Linked DNA regions of Homo sapiens: region 1 is linked to region 2. A link is a contact called in ENCODE Hi-C or POLR2A ChIA-PET data. All regions are on one chromosome and are shown on one strand. Each heading gives the region's core, a stretch centred on a gene start or an enhancer-like site at or near the end of the contact. The rest is flanking DNA. Distances are from core to core; before and after follow the strand shown.

Evidence for each region. Hi-C counts contacts between places; a loop is a spot of excess contacts on that map. ChIA-PET counts read pairs that join two places held with the same protein, here RNA polymerase II (POLR2A). Pooled maps may share reads with other maps.
Region 1: a loop to region 2 is called in a pooled map, with 7 times the contacts of the local background. The contact joins the promoter of TUBA1C here to the enhancer-like site in region 2. A Hi-C loop is called at or near these places in 6 of 50 pooled maps. POLR2A ChIA-PET finds 5 or more read pairs at or near these places in 14 of 52 experiments (A673, AG04450, Caco-2 and 11 more).

What each region holds. Positions count from the first base shown.
Region 1 is chr12:49,260,900-49,267,873 of GRCh38, reverse strand. TUBA1C (tubulin alpha 1c) reads right to left here and starts at 2,792. Exons shown (of 4, transcript NM_032704.5): 1 at 2,690-2,792. The coding sequence starts at 2,692. RefSeq lists silencers at 2,163-2,376, 2,731-2,990, 3,031-3,470 and an enhancer at 2,441-2,600.
Region 2 is chr12:49,197,842-49,204,735 of GRCh38, reverse strand. No RefSeq gene overlaps it. Among named protein-coding and RNA genes, the nearest start is that of TUBA1A, 12 kb to the right of the region's middle. Within about 2 kb of position 2,680, at least 14 of the 41 ENCODE cell types and tissues checked have a DNase peak (open chromatin) inside an H3K27ac peak, as active enhancers do; they include A673, IMR-90 and PC-9, where a contact is called at or near this core.

The DNA of each region.
Region 1 (6,974 bases), core at 1,543-4,042, 63 kb before region 2:
GTTCTCAAAGGACCTGGTCTCATAAGCCAAGAGATAATAAAAACCCTAATTACTCACAACCTTTGACCTCCTTCCCACCTACACTCCCCATGAAACAATCAAGGTCTCTTAACCACATCAGCAAGCTCAGTATCACCTGGGTCTACTCACCCAGCTCCAGGGGTGTGGGAGAACAGGAGTAGTTTGTTCTAATTAGCCCATGACTATTTACCATTGCATCATGTTTACCTTTTTGAGAAAAAGTCTCGCTCTGTCGCCCAGGCTGGAGTGCAGTGGAAACTCCGCCTTCCAGGTTCAAGCGATTTTCCTGCCTCAGCCTCCCAAGTAGCTGGGATTACAGGTGCCCACCACCATGCCTGCCTTATTTTCGTATTTTTAGTAGAGATGGGGTTTCACCATGTTGGCCAGGCTGGTCTTGAACTCCTGACCTCGGGTGATCTACTCACCTCGGCCTCCCAAAGTGCTGGGATTATAGGCGGGAGCCACCACGCCCGGCATCATGTTTACCTTTAACTGGACTTTGGAAACGCCCAAGCCCCAAAAAGCTGGAGATAACCAGATACCTGATCATGATGGCCCCCAGGCCCAAGGAGATAAAGTATCTGAGAAGATCCACTCATTCTAACAAATGCTTCTTCTGTTTAAATGCCGTTTCTATTTTGCGCCCGCAATTTTTCTTTCATTGCTCAGTCTAAACTGCCTTCTTGAAGCTTAGCAGGCAGTCAGCGGCCACTGACTTACCCTCCACTCTCCCCTGGCCACGTGGGAGAAAGTGAGGCACAGGTGGAGTCAATTGGTCTAGTGTTAACTGGATAAGCAGCTCTTACCTCTCGTTAAAAAACAAGAAAATTTAACCAGTGTTCACCTAAACCAGTCCGCTGCCGCTCTCCTGCTTTTTAAAGGGTCTCACTACTTTGTGAATCCCACTTTTACCAGTATCTTTTTGGTACTGCTTGAAAAGAAGCAATAAGTTGTTACAGTGCGACATATACATGTATTTACATTTGATTTTTATATTTAAATTCATGTACGTATTTTTGAGATAAGGTCTCGCTGGAGTGCAGTGGTGCGATCTGGGCTCACTGCAGCTTCCACCTCCCGGGATCAAAAGATCCTCCCACCCCTGCCTCCCGAGAAGCTGGGACTACAGGCACGCACCACGACGCCCAGATAATTTTTGTATTTTTAGTATAGACGGAGTTTCACCGTGTTGCCCAGGCTGGTCTCGACCTCCTGAGCTCAAGCGGTCCTCCCGCCTCGGACTCCCAAAGTGCTGGGATTACAACCATAAGCCATCGCGCCCGGCCTAAGATAGTTGTTTTCAATACTTCTGGAAGCTTTATAGAAAACACTCAAGTTACGTATAATTTCACGTTTCTTGAAAACTGAACTAAGAACACGTGGTACTAGTTTACTCTGGGGTTTGCGGGTTTTTTTTTGTTTTTGGACGGAGTCTTGCTCTGTCGCCCAGGCTGGAGTGCAGTGGCGCGATCTCGGCTCACTGCAAGCTCCGCCTCCCGGGTTCACGCCATTCTCCTGCCTCAGCCTCCCGAGTAGCTGAGACTACAAGCGCCTGCCACCACGCCCAGCTAATTTTTTTTTTTTTTTTTTTAGTAGAGACGGGGTTTCACCGTGTTAGCCAGGATGGTCTCGATTTCCTGATCTCGTGATCCACCAGCCTCAGCCTCCCAAAGTGCTGGGATTACAGGCGTGAGCCACCGCGCCGGGCCGGGTTTGCGTTTTTTTGAGACAGTTTCGCTCTGTCGTCCAGACTGGAGTGCAGTAGCGCGATCTCGGCTCAGGGAAACCTACGCCTCCTGGGTTCAAGCGATTTTCCTGCCTCAGCCTCCCGAGTAGCTGGGATTACCGGCGCGCGCCACCACGCCCAGCGTTTTTTTTTGTTTTTTTTTTTTTTTAAAGTAGAGACGGGGTTTCACCATGTTCGCCAGGTTTGTCTCGAACAAGTGCTGGGATTACAGGCGTGAGCCACTGCGCCGGGCCAACTCTGGTTTTATAAGAAAATATCCTTTTGTGGACGTGTTTTTAAACCCGGCTTAAGTAGAAAGCTTCAGCTATAAACCTACCACTAGATTAACACCAGAAATGCAGGATTAGGCAACGTGAAAGTTAATTATTCCCTTCCAAGGAGGTGCCTGCCTCCATTCTCAAGTGGACTGGCGCAGTTGGAAGCTCTCCCCAGGGCAGGGCCACAGGTGACTCAGCAGCGAGTCACTGGGCGCTGGAGAGGGGGAGCCAGGAAGTGCTGCACCGTCGGTGCGGGAGCGCACGAGGGCCTCCGGGGCCCAGTTTGTAAGGCAGTAGGAAGGAGAGGTCGCTTGAGAAAACGTGGGGAGGGATTTTTAGTTTAAGTTCTTGGAGGCCAATGAGCAGGCTCCCTGACCTTCCTCCCTAGGGCAGTAGCGGGCCCTGCGGGGAAAGCCCTCACTAGGATCAAGAGGGCTTTCCATTTCCACTGATGGCCGCACCCGGGCCAGGTTTTCCGGCCCGAACTGGTGTCTGCCAAGTGAACTCGACCTTCCAGCCCGGCCGCCACAAGCCAGGTTAACCGGAGGGGCCCGGGGTAGTCTGGAGCTGTCCTGGGCGCGGCCCGAGGTGCAGGCAGTAGTTTCCGGGCCCGCCGTCCCCTGGGACGCGCACTCTTCCCCAGCCCCGAGGGAACCCCACTCACCATGACTAGAACTTGAAGGGGTCTGCGGCGGTGAAGGAGGCGAAGGGACGGCAACAAGGATCTCCCACTAACAGACTACCAAGGAGTCCGGGGGAGAAGTAGTGAAAGGGTGGCCGGCCCCGAAGGGCCTTATATACCCGGTCCCCGGCCACGTGTCGGGAGGGCGGGCCCCAGACCCCGCCCCGTGCCGCTGCGGCCCCACCTTCGAGCCCTGGCCTGCGCCCGGCCGCACCCGCGGAGTGGGGGCGCGCGGCGCTGATTGGCGGATTCAAAAGTTCAAACCAAACTCGTCGGAAGGAGCCAGGAGCAGGAAGAGGAGGAAGGGGAGGAAGGGGAGGAAGGGGAGGAAGGGGAGGAAGGGGAGGAAGGGGAGGAAGGGGAGGAAGGGCAGGAAGGGCTCTGGGGCTGGAGAATGGGCCGGGACAGGGACAGAGGTGTCCACTGGGAGGAGGGAGCAGGCCGGACGTCTGCCCCGTCCCCGGTGGGTGCGGGGGCGTCAGGTGGGCAAAACCCCAGCGAGGGGAAGCTCCAGGTAAGAGGGCGACCGCGCCCAGGAGGGAAGCCCTTACTGCACCGCCCCGGCCTCGCCCCCGGTCCCCGCGGCTGCGCTCCCTACGCCGCCGGGGAGGCGCCGACGCCGGGACCAGGCTGCGGGTTCCGCCTCGGAGTCCTGGCTGCCGGGCACCCCGGCTGGGCCCGCGGGCGCCCGCTCCCCTCGCCGCTGAGGGCTGTCCAGAGAGAGGGCTTGCTCCCCACTCTAGGTCTGAATCACCACGAACGCGCCTTAAACTCTATTCCCACCTTTTTGGTTGCTTTTCCTTACGTCCTCTTTAAATGAGCCTTTGGCTTCTAACAGTCTCCTCCCGATAGGCGCAAAAGCAGTTTTTTCAGTTCATTAGGATAATGAATAGCTTACATTTTTTGATTGCTAACTATGCAGAGTAGTTGGCTTTTTTTTTTTTTTTGAGACGGAGTCTCGTTCTGTCACCCAGGCTGGAGTGCAGTGGCGCGATCTCAGCTCACTGCAACCTCTGCCTCCCGGGTTCAAGCGATTCTCCTGCCTCAGCCTCCTGAGTAGCCGAGACTACAGGCGCGTGCCACCACACCTGGCTAAATTTTTGTATTTTTAGTAGAGACGGGGTTTCACAGTGTTAGCTAGGATGGTCTCGATCTCTTGACCTCGTGATCCGCCCGCCTCGGCCTCCCAAAGTGCTGGGAATACAGGCGTGAGCCACCGCGCCTGGCCGAGTAGTTGGCTTTTCATATCACATGATCACATTTCATCCATATGACAAACTCTATGAATTATTATCCCTAGTTTACAGATGAGGAAAGTAGAGCTCCGAGGAATTAAACCCTTCAACACTAACTTGTACTGCGTCATACTAAATGTGCCTCTCTGACCATCTCTGCCAAGGTTTCTCAGAAGCGCCTTTTATTTCTGTTGTTTTTGTTTCTCTGCAACTCTATCATGTTATCTTAGCTCATGAATTCCTTGACCATCTCTGGGAGATACAGAGTTTATGGAAATATTGAGGGAACAAAAGTGAATTTTCTGGCCGGGCACGGTGGCTCATGCCTGTAAGTCCAGCACTTTGGGAGGCCGAGGCAGGCAGGTCACTTGAGGTCAGGAGTTCAAGATATACTTCAACTCACACATACAAAATGGCCCTTGTGGAACATATGTGTAGAGATTTTAGTCTTAGTAGAGCTTTTCAACTTTTTCATTCATTCCCCAGATATATTTAGCACAGTATCCGAGATGCTTAGGGAATATGTTTGTGAGCAAAACTGATGGCTCTGCCTCATGGAGAGGGAATAGGGAAGATAGGGAAGTGGGAGTGGGATAGGGAAGAAAAACAACCAACAGGCCTGGCGCAGTGGCTCAAGTCTGTAATTCTGGCACTTTGGGAGGCGGGCGGATCACTTGAGGTCAAAAGTTTGAGACCAGCCTGGCTAACACGGTGAAACCCCATGTCTACCAAAAAATGTGAAAATTAGTCGAGCATGGTGGTGCACACCTGTAATCCCAACTACTCGGGAGGCTGAGGCAGAATTACTTGAACCTGGGAGGTGGAGGTTGCAGTGAGCAGAGATCGTGCCACTGTACTCCAGCCTGAGTGACAGAGACTCTGTCTCAGAAAAAAAAAAAAAAAAAAAAGAGTAATTCTCTTGTACTTTAAATTAATTTTAAGCATTGGGATCCATATTTAGATTTGCTGCCCTCTGCTGGAATTTTTTGGGGAAAAATTTCCTGGGTAGACAGTTAAACATTTAACCTTTATGTTAACAGATCTTTATGAGTCTAAAAATTACAGTGTAAGGAGAGGCAGAAACTGGACTTACTTTTCAGTTGACAGTTTCCAGAATTCACCAAAAATATGCTAAATTATTATTATTATTTTGACATGGAGTCTCGCTCTGTTGCCCAGGCTGGAGTGCAATGGCATGATGTCAGCTCACTGCAACCTCCACCTCCCAGGTTCAAGCAATTCTCCTGTCTCAGCCTCCCAAGTAGCTGGGGTTACAGGCATGTGCCACCATGCCCAGCTAATTTTTGTATTTTTAGTAGAGATGGGGTTTCACCATGTTGGTCAGACTGGTTTCAAACTCCTGACCTCAGGTGATCCACCAGGCTCAGCCTCCCAAAATGCTGCGATTACAGGCATGAGCCAGTTTGCCCAGACTATGCTAAATTATTAATAGGGTGACAGAAGACACGGTTCAGTGATCAGCCTTTTTTTTTTTTTTTGCTATAAAACTTTTTTTTTTTTTTTTTTTTTTTACACAGGGTCTCACTCTGTCACCCTGGATGGAGTGCAGTGGTGCAGCCTCGACTTTTTGGGCTCAAGCAATCCTCTTGCCTCAGCCTCCCAAGTACCTGGGACTACAGGTGTGTGCTACCATGCCTGGCTAATCTTTTTTTTTTTTTTGTAAAGATGAAGTCCCACTATATTTCCCAGGCTGGTTTTGAACTCCTAGGCTCAAGCAATCCTCCTGCCTTGGCCTCCCAAAGTGCTGGAATCACAGGTGTGAGCCACCACGCCTGGCTAATATATAACTTTGGATGGACATTTCCCCTCCTCAGGGTCCAGGTTTTGAATGTGCAATATGAGGAGATTGGACAGGATCCTCTGTAAGGCCCTTACAGCCCTAACATTCTGTGATGTGTGACTCAAAGTTTGTGGGGTTCATGTGAGCTCTACAAATATGAGCAAAGGAGAAAACATGCTTCCTCAGTCAACATCTTGACTGAAGAATCACCAGAACATTAGATAAATAATTACAGATGGGGCTTTCGTTGTAATCTTACAATGCTTTAGGGAAATAAGCGTTGCATACCTACTGCAGCTTTCTTGGGCTTTAAATGACCATATAGCATGTTCACAAAACATCACAAAACATTAGTAAAGAGAAAAGAATTCAGATAAAACTGAACCTTATTTTTTTTCAGCCTAACTCCTGTTTTCTTTGCTGAGATACTAGTAATGCTGAAGTATTTGTTTGTGTTCAGTTACAAATTACATGATACAATTAATGATGTAGGAATATTTTGTGCTTATGTAGAAATTTATAACAAAATGTTTTCTACTGCAATAGTGCCTTGGTAGAGTTTTTATAAATGAGTTTTTACAAAGGTATTTATTATGGAACTGTGGAAAATAAAGTCCTGAGACTTGAAATAATTTACCCCAAACCACAAGAGATAGGAGTCAGATTAAATACCTACAATGACAGTTGTCTCTTTTATTCTAGGTTCTTCCTCAGCCTGTTATTGGCTCTAGTTAACAGGGAAAGGGAAGTCCTAGAAAAGTCATTTATTGAATTTGTAGTCCTATGGTAAGGTTACTAATGTAACAAGAAAAAAAATTTACCCTACTTTTAACAACCCCAAAGGACAGCTAGGACTCTGCAGTTGAACAACCTTCTTTACAATAAGCATTTTTTTTTTTTTGAGACGGTGTCTCGCTGTGTTGCCCAGGCTGGAGTGCAATGGCGCTATCTTGGCTCAGCGCCACTGAGCCCCAGGCTGGTCTCAAACTCCTGACCTCAGGTGATCTGCCTGCCTCGGCCTCCCAAAGAGCTGGGATTACAGGCATGAGCCCCTGCGCCCAGCCTACAATAAGCATTTTTTAAGATTTATGCATTTCAGCCAGGTGAGGTGGCTCATTTCTGTAATCTCAACACTTTGGGAGGCCAGGGTGGGCAGATTGCTTAAGTCCAGGAGTTCGAGACCAGCCTGGGGCAACATGGCGAAACCCTGTCTCTATGAAAATTAAAAAAA
Region 2 (6,894 bases), core at 1,431-3,930:
AGATTGAAGCACCTAGAGTTGAGGAAATCCAAGGATGGGGAATTGTTAGTTCTAGATGATCATCCAGGTAGGGCCCTGTGGGAAGGCCCAGCCCCAGAGTGAGCAGGCATTCCGAGTCACCATTATCCTGTAAGGGGACAGAGGGACTCTAGAGCCTGTGTTCCTCACCCTGACACAATACTGTACTGCACAATTTAATTCCATATAGAAAGCTTTCTCTGTTACACAAAATATGTAAAATAATGGTTAAGGGATGTTGAGCGGTTTATTCAAAAAAATAATAATAATAGGCCAGTCTCAGTGGCTCATGCTTATAATCCCAGTAGTTTGGGAGGCCAAGGTGGGTGGATCACTTGAGGTCAGGTGTGCAAGACCAGCCTGACCAACATGGTGAAACCCTGTCTCTACTAAAAATACAAAAATTAGCTGGGCATGGTGGCATGCATCTGTAGTCCCAGCTACTCCAGAGGTTGAGGTAGAAGATTGCTTGAACCTGGGAGGCGGAGGTTGCAGTGAGCCAAGATTGCACCACTGCAGTCCAGCCTGGATTACAGAGTGAGACTCCATCTCAAAAATAAACAAATAAATAAATAAAATAATGGTTGAGAGTCAAACACTAAAGCCAGATAGACAAGTTTGCATTTTCATTTTGTTACTTATCAGCTGTAAGAGACCTTGCTTGGACATACTATTTTAATTAATTTATTTATTTAGAGACAGAGTTTTGCTCTTGTTGCCCAGGCTGGAGTGCAATGGCACGATCTTGGCTCACAGCAACCTCTGCCTCCTGCGTTCAAGCAATTCTGCCTCAGCCTCTGGAGTAGCTGGGATTACAGGCATGTGCCACCATGCCCAGCTAATTTTGTATTTTTAGTAGAGATGAGGTTTCTCCATGTTGATCAGGCTGGTCTTCAACTCCCGACCTCAGGTGATCCGCCCGCCTTGGCCTCCCAAAGTTCTGGGATTACAGGCGTGAGCCACTACGCCCAGCCATACTATTTAAATTTAAACCTCAGCTTCCTCAACTGAGAAAAATAGTGAATATAATTGTATCTACCCCCTAGAATTATTTTGAGGATAAAATAAATGATTAAATTACATAATGAATACCAAGTATTTATGAAGCGGCTATGTTGTCTGGGGTATATACCCTGGGGTACTCCCATACCCTAACTATCTGCCTAAGTGATTTTTTCTTAACTCCCGTATTACTTATAGACTTCATTAGGTGCTGTAATCACAATAATAAATATCTCAGCTGGACGTGGTGGCTCACACCTGTAACCCCAGCACTTTGGGAGGCTGAGGCAGGAGGATCGCTTGAGGCCAGGAGTTTAAGACTAGCCTGGGCAACATGGTGAAACCCCAGTTCTACTAAAAATACAAGAAATTTGCTGGGCGTGGTGGTGCATGCCTGTAGTCCCAGCTACTCAGGGGTGTTGAGGTGGGAGGATTGCTTGAGCCCGGGAAGTTGAGGCTGCAGTGAGCCCTGATTGTGCCACTACACTCTAGCATGGGCTACAGAGTCTCAATACATACATAAATAAATATCTCTTCAGATACTCTTTTGGAGTATAGGCACCTGAAAGAAGTACATATTTATGTCATCTCAACATTAATCTTTTCTAAATTTCAGCTCAGATTTGCAATTCTTTCCCATTTCAGAGCTGTAACTATCTACCTCTGAGTAGAAAACACACAGGAAACAAAATATTTGTACAGGATGGTGTAAGTAAGTTGTATTGACTTGGGGTTCATGTAAGACCCAAAAAATTGAGTTTTGAGAGATGATTTCAGTCGTTTCTGGGGATGACACTGATGTGGATCTTTAATCGGAATATTCTAGACTCTTCTGTGGAAATAGTATCATCATTTGTACCATGGTTCTGTGAACACAAAGGTGATCTCAAGCTGTCAGCAAGTGTTGATGCCTTAGAACTAGAAGTCACCTAAAACTGGTGAAATATTTCTTTTCTCTGCTCTTCATCTGATTTATTTTATTTTATTTTTAACTATTTTTTATTTTTTATTTATTTATGTTTTTTGCGATGGAGGTTCGCTCCTGTTGCCCAGGCTGGAGTGCAATGGCATGATCTCAGCTCACCACAACCTCTGCCTCCCAGGTTCAAGCGATTCTCCTCCCTCAGCCTCCCGAGTAGCTGGGATTACAGGCATGTTCCACCATGCCCAGCTAATTTTGTATTTTTAGTAGAGACGGGGCTTTTCCATGTTAGGCTGGTCTCAAACTCCCGACCTCAGGTGATCCACCTGCCTCAGCCTCCCAAAGTGCTGGGATTACAGGCGTGAGCCACCGCGCCCGGCTGTCTGATTTATTTATTTATTATTTTATTGGTTAAAGCTGATGACGCTAGGATATAAATCTTATTTTAATTAAACCATCACAATGTCCACTCTGCTCTGCACGGAAAGATTGGCATTGATGAAGAAGAAGCTGAGGATGAGCTCTGTGTGAAGCCTCCATTTTACACAGATTTTCACTGAACACAAGATGAACCGTCTTCTATAAAACCACTGGGGATGATGTGCGCTGGATTTTTTGCAACGATTTTTATCTCTGGTGTTTCTGGCACTGACTAAGGTTTCAGGCAGACAGAGGCATGGAGGACCTAGCGACAATCACTAGGGAGCTTCCTGGTTGCTAGCAACAGTAAATACCATGAAGACACAATGACACAAAGACTCAACTTTTCACATACACACAATGAGACCTGGAGCCTGGTTTCTTATTTCAGATACAGAGTCCTTGAGATACAGTACAAAGGCTTCTTCTCTCTCTCCTTTGTATTAAATTTTTTAAATTGTGTGCAGAAACACATACTGCCCAAGAGCCTATATGACCATCTTGCTGCTCAATTTGTCTAAGAACACTTGTATTCTAACCTTCCTCTCAGTACTGTCATTTTTTTACTATTTTGAGGGAGAAATAGAAGGAAATAAGCTGTTTATCTGACTTGGGGATTTTAAATTATGTGTGACTTTGAAAAACTCATTTGTAAATACCTGTCTTCTGTAAGAGTTATAATTGATTTCCACTCTTCTGAAAATATTCAGAAAAACTATCTGAAAGATCTTCTTCTCCAAGCTTATTCTCTATTTTGTTTTTAGAAAAGGTAGAAGCATACAGAATATGAAATACAGCACTGGCAATTTAAGGTTTTTCCATGACTCATTCAAGGAAATTGCATAATAGCCTTTCCCTGCCAAGTTCACAGACTCTTCTCAAATACCTTGCAATTTTCCTTATTCTATTCCTTTATTCCTCAACCTCATCTCTCTTTCCTTCTTTTCTATGTGCCATTAACTTTTTTCTCTTTTCTCTAAGGCTGTAAAACTCTCTAGGGTATAGTCATGTGATAGGCAAGGTGACAACGGAAATTTGAAATACCCCCAACCTTGCTAGTCTGTCTCCTAGCAACTGTATAATACGTTGCTTAGTAACATGGGGGTGAGAGTGAAGTCGCTCTTACAAATCTAAAAATACTGAAATCATTTTAAAAAGATTAATAGTGGGCTTATTTATTAAAATATACTAAATCCATAAATAGTCTTGCCATATAAGGGACTTATTTCAGGCTATGCTATCTTGAGTGAAACTCTACATCTCTTATAATCTGTAGACAGTACTAGAACAACAGATTGCTGTTCACATAAGCAGATGAAGGAAAAAACCCACAGCGTTCTCTAAGCCTTTCTCTTCTACACATGTATAATCAAAGTTTACATCCACAGGGAAATGGAGAAATGTTTGCTAAATGATCTTTTAGGCTAGGCAGATGAAGAAAAAGCTAGGCAGCTTTTTCTAAGTTCTCTTTTGCCTGTGCATAATTGATTTCTAAATCTAAAGGAAGGTGGATCCAGCATTATCTCCAGAGAAGTTTAAAAAAAAAAAAAAGAAAAAATATTTTAAAAAGGGAATATGGAGAGACATTTCTTAAAATGCTCTTTGAGGCTAGGCTTCACTAGGAGTTGTGTCTTTAGGGTTAACAACCATAAATAAAGTAATTTTCAGTAAATTTATCGAGCGGATATCAGAATTTAGAAATAGCTGAACCACATCAAGCACACTAAAATTGTTTAGCTCAAAAATGATAAATTATTAATTCTAGGAGAGTATTATTTACTGAATTAGACCTACTGAATCAGACTCTCTGGTGGAGGAACTGGGGATCCATATTTTAACCAGCACCCCAATTACTTCAGCACATTTAGGAAACACTGGTGTACATGATCATTCCAACATGTTATAGGGGGGTATCTTCTATTTTAGTCTTAGATTTATGCCTGTAACACTTGAAGAGGGAGGTTCAAAGCCCAACCTAAATATTCTGCCACGTCCTCCCCTTGATGTAGGCCCTTTGGCTAATAAGACTGGTCAAGGCTGGGCGTGGTGGCTCACGCCTGTAATCCCAGCACTTTGGGAGGCTGAGGTGGGTGGATCACCTCAGGCTGGGAGTTCGGGACCAGCCTGGCCAAAATGGTAAAACCCCATCTCTACTAATAATACAGAAATTAGCTTGGTGTGGTGGTGCACGCCTGTAATCCCAGCTACTCCGAAGGCTGAGGCAGGAGAACCACTTGAACCTGGGAGGCAGAGGTTGCAGTGAGCTGAGATCATGCCATTGCACTCCAACCTGGGCGGCAGAGTGAGACTTCCATCTCCAAAAAAAAAAGACTGGTAAAGCTTCAGAAGCCTCCTCAATTGTTCATTCTGCAAATGTTTATTAAGATAATTTTGAATTGTAATTGACAGAATTTAGTGATCAGTTAGGATTAACTTAAATGAATTAAAGTACTTAGAATAGTGCCTGGAACACAGTGTTATATGAGGTTATTATTATTATTTATTTTATATATATATATATATATATATATATATATATTTTTTTTTTTTTTTTTTTTTTTTTTTGAGACAGAGTCTTACTCTGTCACCCAGGCTGGAGTGCAGTGGTGCGATGTCAGGTCATAGCAACCTCCGCCTTCCAGGTTGAAGTGATTCTCATGCCTCAGCCTCCCTAATAGCAGGGATCATAGGTGTGAGCCACCACACTGGGCTAATTTTTGTATTTTTTGTAGAAATGAGGTTTCACCATGTTGGCCAGGCTGGTCTTGAATACCTGACCTCAAGTGATCAACCCACCTCGGCCTCCCAAAGTGCTGGGATTACAGGCATGAGCCACTGTGTCCAGCCGAGGTTATTTTAATCTAGCTTTGCAGACCAGAAAGATGGTGACAATGAACTAATATTAAGAATACAGGATCACTGAGAATATAAAATACAAGGAGAGAGATGGAGAAAAATAACAAATTCCATTTAGATATATTGAATTTGAGATGTGTGCAGGTTATCTGGGGATAAAATCAGTAAGAAATATAAGTCTTAAAGATGGAGGTGTGATGTATAAGACATTTTAAAAGTGAATTCTGACTTTTGTGTGACAAGCTGTATCTAAAAATGAACCAGTTCTAATTCCTCAGTGTTTTGTATCTGACAAGATCAATGCATCTGTAAACTTTTGGAGGCAATAAATGGTTTTTTGTTCACTAGTAAATCATTCTCATTCTGGTTTATCTACAGCATGGAATTAAGACAGAGATTTGAGAGAAAAGAGAGAAACCCACATTTGGAAGGTTGGGGGAAGGGACTCTGGAGCCTCTTTTGATTACAATTGAATCCCTGTAGCCAGTGCACCATGGCAACCTTCCCAGTCGGCCACCTCATTTCCATCTGCTTTGGAGAAGGAAGGGGGCAGGACAGAGGTGGTTCAATGTGCATTCTTGTGAGTATGTGTAAAATGCAACCGAATTATAAATTGTGTTTCGTGAAAACTGACATTCCCTATTGTCTTCTCTGTTTCCTTCTCTTTCTTGTCTTCTCCGGATGCCTTTGAGCCTCTTCAAGTTTTGTCCCCTTTCCTCAAATGTCAGATTTCATCAGTAGGCGTGGCTAAATTACCACTCCAATGTACCAGAGCAAAATTACAAATTAAAATGTGTATCTCAGGACTTAAATATTTTGTTTAAAAGAGTGGTCCAGAGGCTGGGCGCGGTGGCTCATGCTTGAAATCCCAGCACTTTGGGAGGCTGAGGCCAGCTGATTGCTTGAGCCCAGATGTTCGAGGCCAGCCTGGGCAACATGGAGAAACCCTGTCTCTACAAAAAATAGAAAAATTAGCTAGGCATGGTGGTCCCACCTACTCGGACTACCTACTACAGAGTAGGTAGTCCCACCTACTCGGAGGCTGAGGTATGAGGATGGCTTGAGCCCGGGAAGTCAGGGCTGCAGTGAGCTGTGATCATACCACTGCACTCCAGCCTGGGCAACAGAGTGAGACTGGGACACATAAAAAAAAAGACTGCTCCAGTAAATAAATGAACATTAATGAGTTACTTCAAAGCATTGTATTCCAATGCCAGAGATATATTTTTAATATTACAGGGTTCAGGTATTCATTGTGTTATTTTGTAAGTCCTACTTCTGGAATAGAAATCCATTAATGTTTATCTCTGCTATACACACAAAAATCCTTCCCCAAATAGATAAAACTCGGTTACCAGAATGACCACAGATAATTCTTACCATAGTTATCCAGAAAAAAACTATTATTTAGTAATACTGCATTGTTGGCCAGATCCTGAGAAAAAGAATGTTAAGCTTTAAATAAAATTCTGAATTCTAGATGTGGAACCATATTCTTACCTAAATGGTTAGTGTTGGAATTTGGTCAAGGTAAATTCAGTGGATAGTCTTTGTGTGGATAGCTACACATAGTGACAGCCAATTCATTCAATATATTGATCCATACTAAACCCTAAAATGAAGATAAACTTAAATTCCATGTATCATTATAATCATGTCCATTCCCTTGTTTACAT